Regions from separate parts of the Homo sapiens genome. Here region 2 is linked to region 1. The links are chromatin loops, found by intact Hi-C in ENCODE. Cell type or tissue: HepG2. All regions are shown on one strand. Links, peaks and the distances in the headings refer to the core of each region. The heading gives the core; the rest is flanking DNA.

The links. A loop is a pair of places that touch in the nucleus more often than their neighbours do. Peaks named below come from ENCODE experiments on the same cell type or tissue, not always from the same donor. Only the 100,000 strongest peaks of a DNase experiment are listed, where the experiment ranks them.
Region 2: a loop joins it to region 1, with 4 times the contacts of the local background. A loop is called at or near these places in 4 of 110 quality-filtered maps.

The regions. Positions count from the first base shown.
Region 1 is chr9:75,259,646-75,271,885 of GRCh38, forward strand. No RefSeq gene overlaps it. Among named protein-coding and RNA genes, the nearest start is that of OSTF1, 180 kb to the left of the region's middle. In HepG2, for the core only: a CTCF peak has its summit at 6,030 (motif pointing right); a DNase peak (open chromatin) is centred at 6,026.
Region 2 is chr9:75,582,399-75,594,638 of GRCh38, forward strand. No RefSeq gene overlaps it. Among named protein-coding and RNA genes, the nearest start is that of PCSK5, 300 kb to the right of the region's middle. In HepG2, for the core only: a CTCF peak has its summit at 6,626; no DNase peak of the experiment used is centred there.

The sequences.
Region 1 (12,240 bases), core at 1,637-9,636:
CCTTGCCCAGCTTCAGCTCACACTCGGTGGGCTGCATCGACTGTCCTGCACCCACTGTCTGACAAGCCCCAGTGAGATGAACCCAGTACCTCAGTTGGAAATGTAGAAGTCACCCATCTTCTGCGTCGCTCACACTGGGAGCTGTAGACTGGAGCTGTTCCTATTCAGCCATATTCTCCATTTGCTTATTAAATATTTCTCCATCCCTTTATTTTGACCTATTGTGTCTTTGCATGTGAGCTGCATCTCCTGGATACAGCCCACCGATGGGTCTTGACTCTTTATCCAATTTGCCAGTCTGTGCCTTCTAATTGGCTCATTAAGCCCATTTACATTTAAAGTTAATATTGTGATGTGTGAATTTAATGCTGTCATCATGATGCTAGCTGGTTATTTTGTACATTAGTTGATGCAGTTTCTTCTTAGTGCCATTGGTCTTTATATTTTGGTGTGTTTTTGCAGTGGCTGCTTTTTCCTTTCCATATTTAGTGCTTCCTTTAGGAGCTCTTGTAAGGCAGGCCTGGTGGTGGCATAATCTCTCGGTATTTTCTTCTCTGTAATGATTTTATTTCTCCTTCACTTATGAAGCTTAGTTCCACTGGATATGAAATTCTGTGTTGAAAATTCTTTTCTTTAAGAATGTTGAATATTAGCCTTCACTCTCTTCTGACTTGTAGGGTTTCTGCAGAGAGATCCACTGTTAGTCTGATGGGCTTCCCTTTGTGGGTAACTTGACCTTTCTCTCTGGCTGCCCTTAACATTTTTTCCTTCATTTCAACCTTGGTGAAACTTGGGGTTCCTCTTCTCGAGGAGTATCTTTGTGGTGTTTTCTGTATTTCCTGAATTTGAATGTTGGCCTATCTTGCTAGGTTGGGGAAGTTCTCCTGGATAATATCCTGATGAGTGTTTTCGAACTTGGTTTCATTCTCCCCATCACTGTCAGGTATACCAATGAAACGTAGATTTGGTCTTTTCACATAGTCCCATATTTCTTGGAGGCCTTGTTCATTCCCTTTCATTCTTGTTTCTCTAATCTTGTCTTCTCACTTTATATCATTAAGTTGATCTTCAATCTCTGATATCCTTTTTTCTGCTTGATCGATTTGGCTATTCATACTTGTGTATGCTTCATGAAGTTCTTGTGCTGTGTTTTTCAGCTCCATCAGGTCATTTATGTTCTTTTCTAAACTGGTTATTCTAGTTAGCATTTCCTGTAACCTTTTTTCCAGGTTCTTAGCTTCCTTGCATTGGGTTAGAGCATGCTCTTTTAGCTAGGAGGAGTTTATTATTACCCACCTTCTGAAGCCTACTTCTGTCAATTTATCAAACTCATTCTCTGTCCAGTTTTTTGCCTTTGCTGGAGTGGAGTTGTGATCATTTGGAGAAGAGGCGTTCTGGTTTTTGGAATTTTCAGCATTTTCCTGCTGGTTTTCCCTCATCTTTGTGGATTTATCTACCTTTGATCTTTCATGCTTATGGCCTTTGGATGGGGTTTTTCTGTGGCTGTCTTTTTTGTTGATGTTGATGTTATTGATTTCTGTTTGTTTGTTTTCCTTCTAACAGTCAGGCCCATCTTCTGCAGGTCTCCTGGAGTTTGAGTGGAAGTCCACTCCAGACCCTGTTTGCCTGGGTATCACCAGAGGAGGCTGCAGAACAGCAAAGATTGCTACCTGCTCTTTCCTATGAAAGCTTGGTCTCAGAGGGGTACCTGCCTGACGCTAGCCAGAGCTCTCCTGTATGAGGTGTCTGTCAACCTTTTCTGGGAGGTGTCTCCCACTCAGGAGGCACAGGGGTCAGGGACCCACTTGAGGAGGCAGTGCGTCCCTTAGCTGAGCTCGAGCGCTGTGCTGGGAGATCTGCTGCTCTCTTCAGAGCCAGCAGGCAGGAATGTTTAAGTTTGCTGAAGCTACACCCACAGTTTTGTCTTCCTCCAGGTGCTCTGGGAGATGGGAGTTTTATCTGTAAGCCCCTGACTGGGGCTGCTGCCTTTCAGGGATGCCCTTCCCAGTGAGAAGGAATCTAGAGAGGCAGTCTGGCCACAGCCATTTTGTTGCACTGCAGTGAGTTCTGCCCAGTCCAAACTTTCCAACAGCTCCCTTAATACTGTGAGGGGAAAACCACCTACTTAAAGCTCAGTAATGTGGACACCCCTCCCCTACACCAAGCTCTATTGTTCCAGGTCGACTTCAGACTGCTGTGCTGGCAGCAAGAGTTTCAAGCCAGCGGTTCTTCACTTGCTGGGCTCCTTGGGAGTGGGACCCACTGAGCAAGACCACTTGGCCCCCTGGCTTCAGCCCCCTTTCCAGGGAAGTGAACGGTTCTGTCTCACTGGGGTTCCAGGTGGCACTGGGATATGAAAAAAACTCCTGCAGCTAGCTCAGTGTCTGCCCAAACAGCCACCTTGTTTTGTACTTGAAACCCAGGGCCTGGGTAATGTCAGCACGTGAGGGAATCTCCTGGTCTGCAGATTGCAAAAACTGTGGGAAAATCATAGTATCTGGGCTGGATGGCACAGTCCCTCATGGCTTCCCTTGGCTAGGGGAGAGAGTTTCCCGGCCTGTTAAACACTTCCTGGGTGAGGTGATGCCCCATCCTGCTTCTGCTCACCTTCCGTGTGCTGTACCCATGGTCTAACCAGTCCCAATGAGATGAACCGGGTACCTCAGTTGGAAATGCAGAAATCACCAGCCTTCTGTGTTGATCTCGCTGGGATCTGCAGACCGGAGCTGTTCCTATTCAGCCAGCCATCTTCCCAGATCCAGTCAGATTTGCTCTTTTGTGGCTATTTTCTAGTTTCTGTAGGTTGCTTTATTATTTTCTATTCTTTTTTCTTTTGTCTTCTCTGACTGTATTTTCAAACAGCCTGTCTTCAAGCTCATTAATTCTTTCTTCTGTTTGATCAATTCTGCTATTGAAAGACTGTTGCATTCTTCACTATGTCCATTGTGTTTTTCAGCTCCAGAATTTGTTTGATTCTTTTAAATTATTTCAATCTCTTTGTTAAATTTATCAGGTAGAATTCTGAACTCCTTCCTTGTGTTATTTTGAATTTCTTTGAGTTTCCTTAATAGAGCTATTTTAAATTCCCTGTCTAGGTCACATATCTGTTTCTCCTGGATTGGTCCCTGGTGCCTTATTTACTTCATTTGGTGAGGTCATGTTTTCTTGGATAGTGTTGATGCTAGTAGATGTTCTTCAGTGTCTGGGCATTGAAAGGGTTAGGTGTTTAGTTTAGCCTTTGCTGTCTGAGCTTATTTGTAGCTGTCCTCCCTGGGAAGGCTTTCTAGATATTTGACAGGACTTGGGTGCTGTGATTTAAGATGTATCTGCTTTTGGCGGCATCCCAAGTCAAATAATGCTGTGATTCTTGCAGACTTAGACTTACAGAGGTACTGCCTTGATGGTCTTGGACAAGATCTGGGGGAGTTCTCTGGATTACCAGTCAGAGACCCTTGTTCTTTTCTCTTACTTTCTCCTAAAAATATAGTCTCTTTCTTTGTTATCAGTCACCTAAAGCTGAGTGACACAAGCACCCCTGTGGCCACCACCACTATGACTGCACTGGGTCAGACCTGAAGCCAGCACAGCACTGTGTCTCAGAAAGGCCTGCTGTAACCAGTCCCTGACCCAAGGCCTGCTGTAACCAGTCCCTGGCTACTGCCTATGTTCGCTGAAGGGCCTAGGGTTCTATAATTAGCAGGTGGCAAATCCATCCAGGCCTATGTCCTTCCCTTTAGGGAGAGGTCCCCCAAGCCCTAGGTGGGCCCAGAAGTTCTGTTTGGGAGTGGGGTACTAGAGTCAAAAGCCTTCATCTACCTGATATTCTATTGCAGTGTGGCTAAGCTGTCACTTATGCCACAAGATGGAAGCAGAGGAGCCTCACCCTGTAGCTACTACCAACCGAGGCCATGGTGAGTACTGCCAGACTAACACTCATCTTCCCTTAAGGCCCACAGTCTCTAAAGTCAGCTTGTCATGAAGGCTACCTGGCCTGGGACTCACCCTTCAGGGCAGTGGGTTCCTCTCTGGCCCAGGTTAGGTCCAGAAATGCCATCCAAGAGTCACATCCTGGAATCAGGGATCCCAAGAACCCTCTTGGTGCTCTAGTCCCCTGTGGTGATGGTGGTACCTATGGTGCAATACAAAGTCCCTTTTACTTTTCCTTCTGCTTTTCTCAAGCAGAAGTTTTGTCCCATAGCCACAGCAGCTGGCTATGTACTGAGTCTCACCTGAAGCCAACAAGTCTCAGAGGCTCACCCAAGGCCTTCTACGTAGTACCTGTGTATTACTACTGGTTATTTAAGGTCCAAGGGCTCTTTGGTTAGCAGGTGATGAATGCTGGCAGGACTGGGTCCTTTCCTTCAAGGCAGTGGGTTCCCTTCTGGCCCAGGGTGTGTCTAGAAATGTCATCTGTGAGCTAGGCCCTCGAATGGGGGCCTCATGACTCTGACTGGTATCCTATTTTGCTGTGGCTGAGCTGGTATCATAGATGTAAGACAACATCCTTCCTACTCTTCCCACTCCTCTCCTTAAGTGGAAGGAAGGGGTCTCTTTTGGAGTTGTGAGTTGTAGCCTGGGGTTAGAGGAGGTATGATGCGAGCACTCCCTTGGCTGCCACAGCTGGTGTCCACTATCTCTGGGCTTAGTTCAGCCCTAGGACTCGCCTAAGAGTTGTAGTCCTTATGGCCTAGATTGCCTTTCAAGTTTACTTGGAGACAGAGTGCTATAGCCCTTGGAGGCAAGGTTTGGAGGCACTCAAGCTCAGACTTCTGGGATTGGTGATTCCCCTCTGGCTAAGCCTGGCTTAAATGTTCCCTCTGTGGGTGGGTGTCAGCTGAGTTTGGTCTGGTTTTCCTTTCTGCTCTGACAGGACAGCAGTGAGTTCAGTGCATCACAATTGCTGTATTCTCCCTCCCCCAGCACCCAGAGAATCCCTCCATACCATGCCACCAAGGCAGGGAGTGAGGAAGGGGTCACAACGGTGATTCAGGACTGTTTTTAGTCTCTTCAGTGCTTCTTTCAGTGATATAAAGTTAAAAGGAGGTACTATGAGTGCTTACTTGATTTTTGGTTCTTATGAATAGGTGTTTTTTCTGTATAGATAATTGTTAACTTGGTGTCCTTGTGAAGGGCATGATTGGTAGATCTTTCTATTCCGCCATTTTGCTCTGCCCTCTCTCAACAACTTTCTTACCAGGTGGCATTTTGTATTGAAGATAGCCTTAAACCAAATTCTACCAAACCTTCCCATTTTTAATGAGTAAAGATACATTAAAACAGTTATACTACCTACCTATTCTTGTAAGCCCAGAAAGTGCCTTATTCTCCGACTTTTGGCATTTCTCTAAGCATCTTGAATGAGAGGCTTCCTGTGAGCCAATGCAACACCATTCTGGTGAGTAGATGTGAACTTCTTATTTGGGTAAATTGATAGTCTTCTGCAGTGTGAAAGGGACATAGGACCAAATACAGCCCTGGATTGTCCCAAGATATTAAGACACTGGGATTGCTGATTTTATTCTCCTGTTTTAAGAAAGGTTAGTGCGGCCCCAAGTATCTTTCTAACCCATGATATATCCTGAATTTTACTTATTTCCATTTATTTCACCAGAGAAAAATGATTTCTAATATTCTTTATGCTAAGAAACCCTCTGGTGTTTTTGGTAAGCATCTTTGAAGTTCTTACTAAAATACTTTGGAGGCTGGAATTCCTGATAAGTGAATTTCAGCTGCTAACCAGATGCCTTTTGATTTTATACAGTCTGCACTGAGCAATTTTGAGATAAATGACCACATAGCAAGTATTAGTACATGAACATTTCCTGTCTATCTAGTAGTCATTGGCATCAAAGTTTAGAAGTACCTAATCAATCTGTATAAAGTCTTTAATTAAAGGTGGGATAGTAGTAGATTGTCCAACTGAGGATGTGTTTTTAGATACATTTAAAATCTGAAAGAATAATATTGGGGAAATCGTAATTGCATTACGCATCTCTAGCATTCTCACTTCTACCACAAGGGGGCAGCATTAGCCCCAATTGAAGCCCAGTGTTGACAGCTATAATCTTAGAGTCTCTCCTAGTCATTGGTGTTGCTAAAAAGGATTAAAAAAAGCCATCACATTAAACTGAGCACCTAAATGGGTAGGTGCAGAGTTGGGCTTGAAGCTATTTGGCAGCAGGGGTAGCAAAGAGCTGGTCTGTTCTCTGAGTGGAAAGACCTGGGAATTGGGAGTGGGTGGGGTCTGAGGAGTGATTTGAGGCAGGTGGGGAACAGCCATCAGCCACATAAGACAGCGAAGTCACCTGAGGTGACAAAATAAGTGAGGAATCTCTGGCCTCAGGATAACAAAGGACTTGAAAAACAGGGATGTCTAATAGGGATTTTCTGTTTGTGTGATGCAGAATAGAATGCTTTCTTGCTGAGGGTCTTATGTGTTTCGATGCTTTGGAATTGTTGAAGTTAAAATTCAGCAGAGTCATGAAATTGGGGCCAGAGGTGACTTTGGGAATGTGAATCTCCTAGGAATTTATACAAATATTAGTAAAGGCAGTGGCCCTTCTATAGTATGGGGCCTGGTGATTTGAGAAAATCTTGTTTACATTTTAAGTTGCACAGTGACCCCACTCTCAGGCTAAAATCAGTGATTTATTTCAATAAATGTTTCTGGAGGAACTAATATTTGCTTAGCTAGGTGCTGTAGGGAGACAACACATTTCTAATTTAAATGTTTGTGCCAATGACTGTTATATTTGAAGCAACTGCACTGTCCAATTCAGAATATCCCAAGAGGGATGGACCTAGTGCCATAGTTGTCAGCTTTGTCTACGTGTTAGAATCACTTGGAGTTATTTAAAGCTTTTAAAGACACACAAACACACACATATTCCTAACCCAACATTATTTGTGTTCTCCATCTTTTTTTTTCCAATTCCAGATGGGAATCAAAGAAACCTGTTTCTTTTATAAAAATTATTATTATTTTTTAGATGGAGCTTTGCTCTTGTTGCTCAGGCTCAGTGCAATGGTGTGGTCTCTGCTCACAGCAACCTCTGCCTCCCGGGTTCAAATGATTCTCCTGCCTCAGCCTCGCAAGTAGCTGGGATTACAGGTGCCTGCCACCACGCCCAGCTACTTTTTGTATTTTTAGTAGAGACAGGGTTTCACCACGTTGGCCAGGCTGGTCTCAAACTCCTGACCTCAGGTGATTCACCTGCCACAACCTCCCAAAGTGCTAGGATTACAGGTGTGAACCACTGCGCCCAGCCTAAATTTCTTCTTAATACTCCTGTTCTTCAGTGATGCACAATTTCTAAAATGTCCCATTCTCTTTTTTAGCTTCCACAGTGGTGTAACAAGGCAATGGGAATTCACTCCACAAATCCCAGTACCACAAGAAGTTATCTGTAAGGTCTCCAGGGATGAGATAATCTACATATTTCCTCATGTCTGTTATAATGGCATTCTAGCCCAACATAATCATGTCCATCTCTTGGAATGCATTGTGTAGACTTTAACTTATATGGTTCTGCTCTACTAATGAAGTCAGTCTCTTTAAAAAATGTTCAGAGAAACTAATAAAGGATTATAAGCAACAAAAGGATACGGCCTAAGCCAAGTCAAGCCATTCTTGCTATCAATTCTGGAACAAATATATTAATGATATTCCTGTGTCTCTAATTTTATATAACAAACAGACAATCATTCTTCCATCATTTCTATTTCCTTTTTTTTTTTTTTTTTTTTTTGAGATGAAGTCTTGTTCTGTTGCCCAGGCTGGAGTGCAGTGGCATGATCTCGGCTCACTGCCACCTCCACTTCCTGAGTTCAAGTGATTCTTCTGCCTCAGCCTCCCGAGTAGCTGGGACTAGTGCCGCCATGCCTGGCTAATTTTTTATTTTTATTTTTTTGTATTTTTAGTAGAGATAGGGTTTCACCATGTTAGCCAGGATGGTCTCGATCTCCTGACCTCGTGATCCACCTGCCTTGGCCTCCCAAAGTGCTGGGATTACAGGTGTGAGCCACCGCACGTGGCCTCTTCCATCATTTCTTTGACCATGCCTAGGGACCATCAGTAACCCTAATGAAAAATGATCTTTGTTCTTTTCTGCTTTTGCTTAGTGCTGGTTTTTGGCTCTTCTAATCAAATGAGTCATTCCTGGAATGTTCAGTTTGTTTTATGGTTGTGGCACTCCAGGAAAGCAGGGCAGTTCACCTGCCCCATTCCACAGCTGACTGTAGCTGAGAAAGCTCCCAACATCTGTGTCTATAATAAAAAGCCTGCAAAAGGAAAATAAATCATGTTTCCACCTCCATTTTTTCCTGCACATTAAAGGCTGATCACTGAAAGTCATGATCTTGGCTCTGAATTGGGTTGCAGCATTTGATCTGATGGCACACAAAGCGAGATCAATATCTGCCACCATAAAAAGTCAATGAAACATAAATTAGGAAGAGAAAATTTTCTAACTCTGGCCCCAAGCAGTGACTAGTTGGGTGCAAGCCATACATTTGGGCAATGAAAAAAGAAAGCAGCTTTACTTAACAGCAGGGTAGACTATACTAGGATTATATTTTGTGCTATTCCTACTTCTCTTTATTGATCTGCATATAATGAATTGAAGCATGATGATTCTCTCTCCAAAGTTACTCAAGAGTTTACTAAAATGTTATCAGAAAGTTTCTAACTGTGGCTATAAAAGTATGTGAAACCAATCCAGGCACTGGTGACTGCTGACTATAAGCATTTTGATAATATAAGATGATATTGGTCAGCCCAAGACAAGGTCTTATCTGACATCTGTAAGAATGTTTTAAAGTTGTAATTCAGTTGGCTGTTGAGAAACAAATGTGTCTCCTCTCTGTCCTTGATTTTGGACATCATGCCTTTTCCTGATGTGGCCCAAGCTTTTTAAATTTCCAAAAATGAACATATACTTTTCTTTTTGATAATAAAATTAATGCAGATTTTTTTGAGGAAAATAATTCAAGAAACCCAGAAGAGTAAAAGAGGAAAATAAGCCTTACTTATTCCACCATCACCCAGCAATTGTTACTGATTATATGTTAGCATGTCTATTTCCAGTCCTTTACTTTTTTTCTTGTGTTGTCACACGCACACATTTCAAAAGTGGGAAAGTAGTACAGACGGCCTTGACTTATGATGGTTCAACTTATGATTTTTCAACTTTACCATGGTGTGAAAGTGATATACATATAGTAGAAATCATACCTTGAGTTTTGATCTTTTCCTGGGCAAGTGATATGCCCTGCAATACACTCTCATGATGCCGGGCAGTGGCAGTGAACTGCAGCTCCCAGTCAGCCACAGACACACCATCATGAGGGTAACCGACCGATACTCTGTAGTGTACTGTGTTGCCAGGTGATTTTGCTCAACTATAGGCCAATGCAAGTGTTCTTTCTGAGTGCATTTAAGGAAGGGTAGGCTAAGCAACAATGTTCAGAAGATTAGGTGTATTAAATGCATTTTGAATTTACAGTGGGTTTAACAGGATGTAACCCCATTGTAAGTTGAGGAGCATCTATACAGGTAGTATGTGATCTTTATGGAAATAACATAAATAGTACCCCCTTCTGCAGCATTCATTGAGAATTAACTACAGAGATTTAATGCAGGTTGAGGTCAAAGTGTCACATGAATTACTAATAAAATCTAGATTGCAGGGTGGTTTTACAGCTGTAGGCAGGAGGACTTCCTAATGCTGAGGCTTATGACGATCGACTTCCGTATCTAGCTACACACGTATTTCAAAAGTATATTGCTGGATTACAGGAGTCTCTTCATGTGAGGCCGTCTCCTTTTAAATTAACAGCATTGGAAGTCATAAAAGAACCTGGACTTTCATAGCTCACTCCCTGGACATCTGAAGGGGGAAAGTGCTGGGCTATGCATATCTATTTTATTTTCAAACCCAGTCACTTCTCCTTTTTGTGAAAGGATTGTGGGTAGAGGGTGGAATGTACTGCTAATGGGGTTTTCTTTACCTAGAAGGGGGGAAAATAAGCTCTCTGTTCTTATAATCTACTTTATTCAGTTAATAGAATATGCTCATCTTCATATATTCTTCTACTGTGTGTCCCTTGGATTGAATGTAATAAAAAGTTTAAAAACCAGTATAAACTTAGCAGCAGCAGAGAGCACAGTTCTATTAAAGAAGTAGAAGAGTCTACAGGAATCTAGGAGCACCCCAACTATTTTAGCTCTCAAAGGTGGGAACTAAGGCACCTCCAGAGATTGTTCATGCTCTGAGATCTGATAATGATATATGAGGGTATAGCTCACTCACCTCACCCAGTACACCATTGTCTCCAGAGTTTTGATGGTTAAATCACTATTTTTAGTTTCTCTATTAGTTATCTCTACAATTTTAATATTATAATCAAACGACTCTCTTTGCCTTTATTAACTTTCAACTATGTCCCCAAACTCCAACTCCCTCTCATCTTACAGATGAGTTGTTAATATCTCCTTCCCTGTCTTCAACCTCCCTCCAATTCTGGGGTTGTGAACTGAAGATCTGTATTCTCCCCAGATTCATATGCTGAAACTTAATCCCCAATACAATGCTGTTAGGAGGTGGGAACTTTGGGATATGATTTAGTCATGAAGATAGAGCCCAAGTGAATGAGATGAATGCCCTTATAAGGGAGTTAAGAGTCCAGATTTGTCTCTTTCCACCATGCGAGGACACAGGGAGAAGATGCCTTCTGTGAACCAGGGAGTAGGCCCTCACCAGACACTGAATCTGTTGGCACCTTGAGGAACTTCCCACCCTCCAGAACTGTGAAAATTAAGTGTTTGTTATAAGCTACTCAGTTTATGGTATTTTGCTATGGTACCCCTAACGGACTAAGGCATCTGATCAGCTGTGCCATGGTTTAACGTCATTAAGGGAGATGACTTTCATGTGTTTTTTGTAACCATAATTAAGTTCTTTCAACAAGCTGATTCTAAAAACAGAATACTAATACACAGTAATGCTTACATTAATATGATATGTAAAATTAAGTGTCAAACAAAAGTGCTCTGATAACAATTCTTTTCTACATTTCAATATTATAAATCCTGTTCCACTTAAGGCAAAGAAGAGTCTCCTTTCCTACATTTCACCAGTGACTTGAAATCATTCCTCATTTTAGTTACTTCACATATAATTCATTGCATGCTTATATGGATTTTTTCTCTTTTTAAAAACAGCTTTATTGAGGTATTACTTACATACCATAACATTAATCCTTTGTAAATATATAATTTAACCCTTTTAAGCCAGTTTATAGAGTAGTGTGACCATCACCATATCCAGATTTAGAATATTTCCATTGCCCCAAAAAGTTCCCTTTTGTTTCTTTGCAGACAATTCCTGCTGTCACCCTTAACTCCAGGCAAGTACTACTCTGCTTTTTGTCTCTGTACACTTAGTACATGTCATAAAAAGAGAATCATAGAATATGTGGTCTTTTGTGTCTGGCTTCTTTCACTTAGTGTGTTTTTGAGGTTCATTTATGTTATAGCATGTATCAGTACTTTGACTTAAAACAGTTAGTGAGTGGGCCAGGCATGGTGGCTCATGCCTGTAATCCCAGCACTTTGGGAGGCCGAGGTGGGCAGATCATTTGAGGTCAGGAGTTCAGGACCAGCCTGACCAACATAGTGAAACCCCATCTCTACTGAAAATACAAAAAAAATTAGCCAGGCATGGTGGTGTGTGCCTGTAGTCCTAGCTACTCAAGAGGCTGAGGCAGGAGAATCACTTGAACCGGTAGGCAGAGGTTGCAATGAGCCGAGATTGTGCCACTGCCCTCCAGCCCAGATACAGAGTGAGACTCCATCTCAAAAAAAAAAAAAAAAAAAAAAAACCACCAACAAAAAAACCCCAAAAACAAACACTGAGTGGTGTCCCAATGTATAGATATACTACATTTTGTTTATTCACCAGTTGATAAGCATTTAAATTGTTTCCAGTTTTTGGCTATTAGGAGTAATACTGTTTTAACATTTGCATTGTGTGGACATACTTTTTCATTTCTCTTTGGTAGATATTTAAGAGTAGAATCATTAGGTTATAAAGTATGTGAGTATATATGTATGTGTGTGTGTATGTGTATATAAATAAAAATATAAGTAATGTTTAACTGTTAAAAAAAAAAAACCTACCAACCAGTTTCCCAAGGTGACTATAACATTTTACATTCTCTCTAGCAATGTATGAAAGTTAC
Region 2 (12,240 bases), core at 1,915-9,914, 320 kb after region 1:
GGTTGGGTCATGAGTGTGGATCCCTCATGAGTAGATGAATGCCGTCCCTGGGGGGCGAGTGTGGGGGTGGTGAGTGAGTTTTCACTCTTAGTTCCCAAGAGAGTTCCCTAGAGAGCTGGTTGTTAAAAAGAGCCTGGTACCTTTCCCTTCTCTCTTGCTTTCTCTCACCATGTGATCCCTGCACACACCGGCTGCTCTTCCCCCCTTGCCATGAGTGGAAAAAGTCTAAGGCCCTCACCAGATTCAGATGCTGGTGCCGTGCTTCTTATACAGCCTGCAGAACCATAAGACAATAAACCTATTCTTTTAAAAAATAAATTACCCAGCCTCAGATGTTCCTTTGTAGCAACGCTAACAAATTATACCTGGCCACCAAAATTTAGGGGACCCAGCAATTTAAATAAAAAATTTAAAAAATACTCTTCTATTTTTATTGGATGAAATTACATATAGCCTTATTTGATTTATTTTTATAAACATTAACACAGGCATATGTTTATTGGTATCAAAAAGTCCAGAAGGACTTTTATCTGTTGTTATGCTTTGAGAGCAAATAACAGAAGTTCCCAACGCAACTAGTTGGTACAAAAAGGAAAATTTATTATCTCACATTCAAGACATGTTAAGTTGAGAATTTAATGTATTTAATTGCTAATTCAATGACATCATCGAAATCTCAGGTTCTTTTTTTGTTCTGCCATTCTGTGAATATTGCTCTTTTCCTCAGTCTAGCTTCTTCTTTGTCACAAGAGAGTTATATCTGTCCAGATATCAAATTCAGACATATCAATTTTGAGAGAAAGAAGAGTGAAGCTGCCTCTCAATAATCCCTCCTTCACATCTCATTGGTCATCCTCTAATCCAGTCACTGGTTAGAAGTATAGGATTACCTTGATTTAATAGGCTAATCAGGATTTGCTCTTTGGTTGGAGATGGGATCACTTTCTCTCAGGAGTAGAAATCTGGATTCTGTTAGCAAGGAAAGAGGGAAAAATGGAACTGCTGCAGGCTTTTAATGAATATCAGCAACAGTGTCAGAGTCCCTCATTTCCTCCTCCATTCCTGCACATCATTCAGAAAATTTATTCTTTCAGCAAATATTTATTGAGCATATACAGTCAGCCAACCACTGTTCTAGGCATTGGGGGCACAGTAGTAAACTTCTTCCATTTTTATTTCTTTTGGGGTTATTCCCATATGTCTAAATTATATGTTTATGGTGCAGCTTCTTGAAATATCAAAATTAGACAGTGTTCATTGACTTCCTGCCATGAATCATGAGGATATGAGGATTTAGTTGTTTTATATCACTACTCATCTCCCCTACCTCTCTTCGTATTTATGTAATCCATCTATAAAACTTTAAAAAGGATTTTAAAATCTGTTTCTTCTTTAATAAACTGCAATCTACCTGTATTGGTCAGTTCTTACACTGCTATGAAGAAATTACCCGAGACTGGGTAATTTATAAAGGAAAGAGGTTTAATTGACTCACACTTCCACATAGTTGGGGACACCTCAGGAAACTTACAATCATAGCGGAAGGCAAAGAAGAAGCAGGCACCTTCTTTACAGGGTGGCAGGACAGAGTGAGTACAAGCAGGGGAAATGCCAGATGCCTATAAAACCACCAGATCTTGTGAGAACTCACTATTATGAAAACAGCATGGGGGAAACTGCCCTCATGATCCAATTAGCTCTGCCTAGTCTAGCCCTTGAAATATGGGGATGATGGGGATTAAAATTGGAGGTGGGATTTGGGTGGGGACACAGAGCCAAAGCATATGAATACCCCTACCCTTCTTTCATTTTTTAGCATTTTTTGAATGCCTATTAGCAGTTTGGCAGTAGGAACAAGACATCTTTGTCTTTTTTTCTTCTTAGGGAATTCTCCAATGCCATTTTCAGTTGTTTTTAATTTCCACCCATTTGGTACCTTGGAGGCTGGTGCTTCTCCTTTTCACACTGCTTCTCCCTCAATCAAGGACATCCAAGGGTTAAAGACTTGACATTCCATCTCCTTAAGAACTCAGTAGCTGAAGGCAGATGGCAGAAATCTGCAGAAAGGCTTTCAGTTTATAGACAGCATCTCTTGGCTCCCAAACTAATAAGACGAAATCATTATTCTCCTTCCACATATCCGCATTCTCTTTTTATTGTTCAACCTCAATCAGCTATATCTTTCCTTTAATATTGTCAATATTAAGAATATTTACATTTTATACCTTTTTCCTTTGATGTACCCTTGATTCTAAAAGATGAAAAATCAATAAATCATAATATCATATTATGACTATGTAAATATTTTCTGCTGCAGAGTCAAACAGTGCACGCATATCATTTTTTTCTCCATGAATCAATATCACTCCAAAGAAATTGTTTCTGTCAGAGATTCGATTGTATTTTTTTACTCTCTTTTTAAAATAAATCACCAGTTGTCTTTGTCATATTATGAAGTTATCCAAGCTTTAATAATGCTGTGTAATTCAGAGCTTTCCAACTACTGATGGTATCAGTAGTTGACACCTCAGCCTTGGGGTCAGGCAAACCCAAGGCTCATCAGGGGTATGAAGCCTCCTTTATTTAGCTCATTGTGCTAGACAAATATTGCCATTTTACATTCATGCCGTGATGTAAGAAAGTTTGTGAGGTGCTAGAAATCTATCCACGTTCTCCCTTTTCTTCCCACAGAGATCTCAGAACCTGAGGTTGTGCTCTGTTTCTACTGCCAAGTTGTCATCCCAGGACTTCCCCACTCTGCTCTCCTGAATTAGGTTCATTTTCCTGGATCGCATGTTTTCTTCTTTCTGGGTTTTCTCCCTCATTTTCCTAAGGTGCATCTTCAAATTATGTCCTAGAAAGTGTAGTGGGAGGTAAGAATTCTGAGTTCTCCGTTTCTCTAAGTATCTTTATTTGCCTTTCGCACAGGATTGAGAGACTGGCTGAATACAGTCCTCTCAGTACTTTGACCACATTGCTTAGTTTTCTAGAATTCAGTTGTTGATGAAACATTGGAGCCACTATAATCATGATTATTGGTACATGACCTGAAAGCTTTTAGGATCCTTTGTTTATTCTTGGTCTTTTGAAATTTCATGATCATATGTTTATGGGGCTATTTTCATCCATTTCACTGGCACTCAAGAGCCCCATTCTAGCTTCTTTAGCTATAGAAAATTATCTTCTGTTTCTTTGAAATTTTTCTGTCTATTTTCTGTATTCTGTCTTTCTAGAATTTTCATTAGACAGATGTTGGGTCTCCCACATAAAAGTTTACTGTCATTTTTTCTTTTCTTTCATTTGTTTCTGACTCTTTATCTCTTTGTTCTACATTCTTAGAAGTTTCCTCAATTTACCTTCCAGACACAAGTATTAAGACCCAACAGCACAGGTCTCCTTACTGTAAAATTAGGGGTATCTAAGTGTAACTGTTCATCCTAAAGCAGAACCTTCTAGTTGGCAAACCTCCTCCATGCACACATAACTTCTACTCAGCCCTTTGCCTCACTCTCAAGAGAGAACAGGTAATCAAGGATCAACGGTTTTTGTGGAAAGCTTGTAGCATGTAATGTCAATAAGCTAACTAAAGTTGAATCAAGGTAAATCATCAGGAGAGGTGACTCCAAAGGAAAGAGATAATTTCAAGACCAAAAGACAACAAAAAATTAAAACTATCCTTTGCATGGATAGAGCTGAGGGCCATTATTCTAAGCAAACTAACACAGGAACAGAAAACCAAATGCTGCATGTTCTCGCTTATATGTGGGAGCTAAACATTGAGTACATATGGGCACAAAGAAGGGAACAAGACACCAGGGCCTCCCTGAGGGTGGAGGGTGGGAGGAGGGTGAGGACTGAAAAGCTACCTATGTAGTACTATGCATGTCAGCTGGGTGGCAAAATAATGTGTACACCAAAAACCCTGTGACGTGCCATTTACTCATATAACAAATGTACATACGTACTCCTGAACCCAAAATAAAAGTTTAAAAAATTATATAAAAACTAGAAATTTTTAATTGAGTTATCTCTTAAGGAAATATCCTTTTATTTAGTTTTACCTGGATAAAAGTTATGGGATATCAGTTCATCACACACATTTTCAATGTAATCCCCCTTTTTGGTGCCACTTTTCAGTCTTAAATCCACAGCCTCTTTGCTGTATGTCTGATTCCTTCCTTTCCTGGATAGCATCAGAAACTAGCTACCTCTATTAGTTTCTACTGGGTTTTGTTTCTTAAGAAAGTTTTGAAAACTCTTATCCACTGGTATTTCCCACGTCAATTTTCTTCATTATTAGGAAAAAATACCTTTATGTATTTTTTGCCATCACTGTTGGAGATCTTTGAGCAGAGTGCAAGATCTTAAACAATAGAACAAATTCTGATTTCAACTTTTTTGCCATTTTTAAAATTTCGTTTACCTGTTGGTGCTGTACATACTCCCCTAAAGAAAGTGCCTGGTTGTGAGGTGGAGGTTACAGTGAGCCGAGATCGTGCCATTGGACTCCAGCCTGGGAAACAAGGGTGAAATTCTGTCTCAAAAAAAAAAAAAGTGCCTGGTTATTAGGAATTATTAATTAAAGTATCATGATACCAAATGTACCACACTGCTAATAATCCCCAGCTGTGAGCAACATCCTAAATTATGAAGTTGATGTAGACCTGATTTTATGCTGCTTGCTCTGTCAATGTTGACAGTTAATATTTCAACTCATATCAAGCATACCAACTCAGACTACCCTGGGTGATGAAAGGCTGCACTCAGCATATATTTTATTACTAGGAAAATTATAAAGGAGAAGATTCATAAAAGGATTTTTCGTAAGAAATAAATATTCTTATATTGGGATGGTCTCATAGATTCCTGACAATAGGCCGTAAGAGGATTAGATCAGTGACTCTTTTTTTGTGTGTACTCTCTAAAAAATTTTGAAAACTTATTTTCAAAAAGTATCCCTTTCTATATTTTATGTATCTAAATTTTTTGTCATAAAGGTAAATAGCTATAAAAGATATTAATATTGATATTTACAATTAAATTGCTATGTTTTAAAATGTATTAAATATAATCTAAATGTCATATGAATTTATATCTATCATCATTCATTAAAAAATACATGAGCAAGCACTTTTTAGTAGTGTATTCTTATTACATTTCCCACTCTGAATTTTATCCTAATGTAATATATATTTAGAATGGAAAGGTTTTAATTAATTGCCTTTATTGAGTAATTCATGGAAAAAATATATGAAATTAAACTGAAATTGACATATCAATATACTTCCTGTAACTGTAAGGCTCTAAGGGTTAATTTTTTTCATTAATTTATCATTACGATGATTAGCAGCAGGTACTCAAAACAACATAAATGTATATAAATTATAAAAAGTATCAAATACAAAATGTAAAAGTTTATTGGAAATAAATCTTTTAAGGAGATAGAAGCATTTTCTGATTAATTCACATTAGTATGAATATTTCTTGTTATTTTCAAAAGAGCTCAGCACCTTTTCTGTTGTAGTTTTTAATTTTTATAGATGTAATCTATGATGGCTTACCTGTTATGTAAATGAGAATAGTTTTATTACAATAATGCCATTTATATTTTAGAACTCCTTTTGAACTATTTGCCAAAAATCACATGATATATTTTGAAAAATTATTTTTAATGATCTAGAATCAGCACAAATTTGCTCTTTTTCCATTTTTTAAAAGTATGATTAGGAAACTACCTGATATGCACATGAATTTGTTACTCAGTCTTTAAGGTCATTCACTTTCCTGACACTCACACACCAGCATTTTAAATTCATTTTGTGCCTTGTAGGTTTTTACACCCTGAAGCAGTGCACCATATTAAGATACAGTGGGACTTGAGCTATTCTTCTGTGAAGAGGAGGAGGGCAACTGTGAAAGAAATGGCTTGACTGTAAGATGTTCTCAGTCTAACCAATTTTAGGAAAGAAAATATGTGAAGGCAGAGGATCCAAAGCGATTCCCTTCAAACCATCCTACCCCATGGGACACCCTTTGTGAACTCCCTAAGGTAACAGCAGTCCAGAACACAGATGACCTACAGGATTTCTGTTCCTTTCCAGCTTTTTATTTTACCATTGATGCTTCCTTTCTCCTATAAAGGAAACAACAGCTTCAAAAAACTTTGAAGAGGGTCTCAAAGTGATTGGGGGAAAAAATAAGTAAACTGCAGAATAGAAAGAGCTCTATGGTTAGGAAGTCCAATAAGCAATAAGGAGAGACAAGACAAAAGAGAACCAAACAAAATCCAATGTTACAACCTGATTAGAAATAGAAACTTGAGGATTTAATCGATGAGCGGGGTCACAAAGAATATAAGTGCAGATCGACTTTTTGTACCAAAACAGCTGGCTGACTTCTTATCTGAATCTTGAAGTCATAGTAAATTATCACTAAGTTGTTATAGTTTTTGGAAGATTTGGAGTAAAGGTAAGCTGACAGATGATGGCTCTAAGATGATGGCTTTCAATCTTTTAAAACACAACTAACGGCAAAAATAAAATTTACAGGTATATAACTGAAACAGGAGTTTCAGTTCTTGAAAAAATATAATACTTACTTTCATGCCAGACCCCCTGCTGGCTTTAATAGGGATGACACCAGGTTTGAGAGGCCAAAGAAGAGACCTGGAGCCAAAAAACAAAACACGGGGTTTAATTGAGGGGACTTACATACAAAGCATTCCAGTGACAGTGGGCTGAACAGGAGAACTGTTCTCATTTGTAAGATGCATGCAGTTTATGTGGATCAGGTGCAACCACATTCTCAGATTACACTTAAGTTATTGCTATCAGGTGTGTCTACCATACACTTACCCTTACAATGTGGGGTATTCTATAATATTTTGTCTTCCCTCCTTCATTCTTCTTACGTATTAAAGACAATGCTGGTCAAGAATCACCAATTTATTTCACCATTCACCTAATAAGTAATGATTTTCATCTGAAAAACACCACTGTACGGTCCACTGAAAAATAACCATATATTTTTGTATTAAAATTTTATTTTAAAAAAATTCCTGAAGAAAATCACACATACATTTGACTCATCTCTGCTCAGGAGAAATCAAGCTGCTCATACCCCAAGGACATAACCAGGATCCCTTTGGTGGCAGCCCATCCCAACTGTAGGCATTGTGCCCAAGATGAAATAGCCTCTGGAATGCTACAGAATGACAATAAATAGGGAAAAAAAGCCTAGTAGAGAGTCAAAGTGCTCGTAAGCCAGTCTGTTAATTGATGCAAACCTTCTGTTCTGTGATGATAGTGAAGAGGGGTGAAATGGGTGTGGAGGAGGCTGGCGGGCTAGGAAGAAGTGAGATTTAAGAGAATGGATGATTTAAGTGGAGAGAGAGAGTTCCTGGAGCTTCTTCATACAAACAATCTTCCCAATAGAGTGCTAGATTATCTATGCATTCCACACATCTTGTAACTGATAGTTGTCCTTGTTTACCCCCTCTCTCTAAGAAGAGAAATATGTGGAATTAAACAAGGCATCAACTTCCTAAGAATGTGCTATTGCAATGGGCTCAAGCCAATGAGGGCAATGAGAGAACAAATACATCATTAGGGTGCAATCCAAGCAACACAAGTAAATGGACACAATGGAAGAGGTCTGTGAGAAGACTGCTGAAGACAAGAAATGCTTTTTTTTGAAACAGAATATATAAACTTCCAATCTACCTACGGTTATAAAGAACTATTTTGAAAGGTCCATTTTATAGTAAGTTTTTAAAAAGTTAAAAGCAAAACAAACAAAAATCTCTGGGATATACAGTGTCATCACTTCCAAGTCAAATTACAAAATAAAAAATTAATAAGATTTATTACTCTGAAATATTCCATGACTGAAAAAATACCCAGAGTGCCTAAAACTCTGAACACTTACAGTCCCCAGAAGAATCAGTAGAGAACTTAATGGTAGAAGTAAAAATAAAATTAATTTTAAAAACCTGTAAAACCCCTGGAGAGCCAATGGAAGTGGCTATAAATGGATTCCTAAATGGAATCACCTGCAGGAGCTTTTGGACCATCGGAAACCAAAGCTGAATACAGAGCAATTAAATCAGTCTCCAGAAATGGAACCCAGCTATCAGCACTATTCAAATCTAATGTGTGGCCAGTGTGGTTGAGAACCACTGCTCTAGACCCTTGCCACTCACAGTGTGGTCCATGGGCCAACTGTATCACCTGGGAGTTTATTAGAAACACATAACCTCAAGCCCTTGCCCAGACCTACTGAATCAGAATCCATATTTAACAAAATCCCCGGATGGTTCCTGTGCACATTACATTTGAGAATCACTGATTTAGAAGATGGACACTATTACATTCTGGCATCCACTCTTCCTTAATATTTAATCATTTCTTGCTTGATATTGATGTAATGTATTTGGAATGAGCCAAGTAGCAGCACCTGCTATGTTGTGCTAGCTCTGACTTCTCTAATTGCTCAGAGTTGATGTCCAAATGTTTAAGAACTGAAGGGTCAGTTTCTGTCTTCATCCTAATTATGAATAGCCTTGTCCCTTCCCCAGTGGGATCAAAATATTGCCAGGATTCTACTTAGAATCCAGTGTCCTTTGCTGCCAACCAGATTCTAGACAAAATTTGGTATGTTAATCCTGTTTATATATTTTTAGGTTGGGCATCAATGGTAACCCTGACACTGCTCCTACCTTCTGCCTCTCCTAGTTTTCTCTACCACTAATTCTAACTATATAGAATAAACTCAAAATCTAACAGAGTGGCTGTGGAGGCAGTTGACCTTCCTTGCTTATGCTAATTCTCTTTCAAAAAAGTGGCTGCGGTTCTGAATCCACATGTAGAACTGGTTGATGATGTTACCCAGTTGGTTCTGCTGCTACTGGTTTTTCCATATATCGTAATTTCCTATGCATTTTAAATTTCATTTGTCCACCAGGCTACTGAAATGGACGGATAGCCTTTAAAATGACTTCTAGAGCAGAATTCCTCCTGCATTCCACTGCCGATGACCTTTACAGTAGAAATACATCAGTCCCTGGCCTTGGAACTGGGTTTTATAAAGTCACTCCTCTAGTCTTCTTTTCTGCTACATTTCTTTGCATATAACCCATGAAAATGTTTCATGCTCAGCTGAACTCTAACATTATTATAGGGTAGATGGCCAATGTAAAGTCGTCTCAGATTAATAAGACTTGTAAGGAAATCTCAGAAGGCTTCTCTGTGTAGGGACAAAAAAGCAAACAATAAAAGAAGAAATGTAAAAATAGCGTTTAGTAAACCAGAAAAATCTTTTCCACGTTTTTCTGGTGAACACCAACTTATTCCAGGACATACTATTAGATTGTCCGTGTGCCGAAGTGCTCTAAGATCGTGGAGTAAATGTATCTCCAGTCACTAGAAGTGGAAGCCCTAAATGGCCTAAGTCTAGTAGAACTAGACTTACCTGTGTAAGCACAGACTGAATTTTGGAAGACCTATAACTCTGGCTCACTGAAGAGGAATCAACTTCTAAAAGGGAGATTATTAGATTTTTCCAAAAAAAGAACATAAAAGTTCCTATGGCATTCAAATCACAGGACTAAGATGTGCAGTTGCTTTAGAATCAGGAGCTTTTTAACGAACAGCTGTAATGCATTTGGGCAGTTGTGCAAAACAGAAAGTTGGCAGACCAGATACTCTTTTCAGACATTAAACACAAGACGCTTGGGGCCAGATCTGGTGATTAAGAAATCAAATGTTTTCTTTTTCCTCTTCCAACCTGTTCTCAGAGTGTGGAAAGTTATGTGATTTTTCTTCTCTGACCCTCTGGTTGTGTTTATCAGGCCTGTCTCCTCAGCCAGACTAGATCCAGCCACTGGAGGTCAGTTCAATTCAACTCAATCCAGCCTGATCTAGTCCAACTCAGCCTTCTCCACCTTTCTTTCGAGGAGACCTATATGAACATAAAGAACTCAAGTGTCTTGGGGGCTGATACACCAGGTTGTCTACAGCTCATCTCATAAAATGTCTTGACTCTGAGGCAAGCACTATGCCTGTTTGCTTCCACTGAGGATGTATAGATCTGATTTCTAGATACTTTACCACATCCTGGATTCTGCTTCCTCTATAATTACCAGATTCTATATATCATTGATTTTTCTAGTCCATTTGGGCATGACTTACTTTTGTACCTGGCTCTAATTAACCTACCTGCATCCTGACTGCCTCTCAACTCTCATACTAACTCTTTCCCCTGGTCCCTGCCTCTACCTCTGTCCTTCATTTCAACCTTTCAGGTTTCATTTTCTCCTTCCACAACTTGGCCTGGCAGAAACTGCTTCCTCCGAAAGGTTTTTCTTTCAAGTACACATGCAGAAATATGCATGAGCATCTGGTGTGAGCTTTTTGTTCATCTTCAGCCTCTAGTGAAATACAGAGACAGCTACTCTGAGCAAAAGAGAAAAAAAAATCAAGATTAATGAGAATGAACATCAGAGAAATGCCTTCACATCTAGAAAACATTAAGAGCCTGCTTTAGCCACATGGAAATAGGTGTGTGTCTGGATATCAGCTCTTTCCCCCCGGTCTACCTGTAGTAGACCAGACTCCCAAGAAGCCTGGCAACGGGAAGAGGGAGACTCTAGTGAAAAGTGGTTGCCACTTCCTGGCTCTCACAAGGAAAAGGGTGGATCTAGAGTGTCTGTTCATCAGTCAAACATCCATAATGGCCTTACCGGTTGTTAAAAATATTGAAATACTACCCTACTAATTAATAAACAGCCATTGTCCATCCCTCCCATCCACCCCTTTCTTTGCCTTGGTGCCCTGACTACCTCCATTGGTTCCTCTCATGCCTCCACCAACTAAAAATTTAACATTATGATTGGTGGGCTCAATACCTTGTTAAATATTACGGTAATCTCTCCTCAATAATCACTCCTGACTCTCACAGGAATAGCATGCTTAGAGCCACCTAGAAACCAATAAGGAAAGAAATAACCTTTTAAGGTCATCTTAGGAAGCATGATGCACTTGCCTCCTCAGTAAAATTATTCAGGGGCTGCTCAGATTCACCCTACTCCTTTTGCTTCACCCATTTTCCTCATTGACATGGTTTTTTTGACTGTCTGTCTGATGATCTAATCTTGCTATCCCTCTATCCTTATCCATGGAGTAGGCTACAGGGAGCCTGCGGTCTCCATTTGCTATAGTCTGAATGTTTGCATCTCCCCCAAATTCATATGTTGAAACATAATTCCCAGTGTGGTGGTATATGGAGTTGAGGTCTTTGGAAGGTGATTAGGTCCCAGTGGTGGAGCCTTCATGAATGGGATTAATGCCCTTATAAAAGAGACCCCAGAGAGATCCTTGCCTATTCCACCATGTGAGGACACAATGAGAAGGTGCCATCTACAACCCAGCAAGCATGCCTTCACCAGACACTGAATCTACTGTTGCCTTGATCTTGGACTTCCCAGCCTCCAGAACTGAGAAATACATTTCTTTTGTTTATAAGCCACCTAGCCTATGACATTTTATTATAGCAGCCCAAATGGAGCAAGACACCCATTAGATAACACTTTAAACTCCTTTTCTTCATATAGTCAGCTTCCTGGACAGGAACTGGTTAGTTCCAAATCTAATGATCAGATTCCTCCCAAGTGTTCACTCTACACCCCCATGCAGCCATGTGTGAGATTCCCTGTTGCAACCACCAGAGGCAACCAGGTACCAGTTAAGCCTAGCACCTTCTGCAGTTTCCCTTTCCAACTGTATCATAGCAGAACAGAGAGGGTGCTTTGGAATCAGGCAGACTTGGATTTGATATCCAGCTTCTCTTTACTACCCAAGTTACTTGAGCAAATGACTGAACCTTTGTAGACCTATTTTTTTTTAAAGTCACAAAATGAAGGTAAATATTACTTCATAGAGATGATAACAGGATGAAACAAAATAATGCTGTTGTAGTGACCCACTTATTTTCTTTTTCTTTTTCTATTCAATGTCTCTTTAAGGAACTCTTCCTTTCCTATTCTTATTCTCCATGGTTTGGTAATGGATGTGGTCACATGACCCAGGAGGCCAGTATACTCTACCCCCTCTGGCCATAGTGTTGGTCTGATTTTTGCCTATGACCCAAACTAGCTAATCAATATCTTCTCTTGGAATTTGCTAGAACAACCTATAAAGAGGCATTCTCCTTTCATGAGTACACTTGAATAGGCAGTAGGAGAAA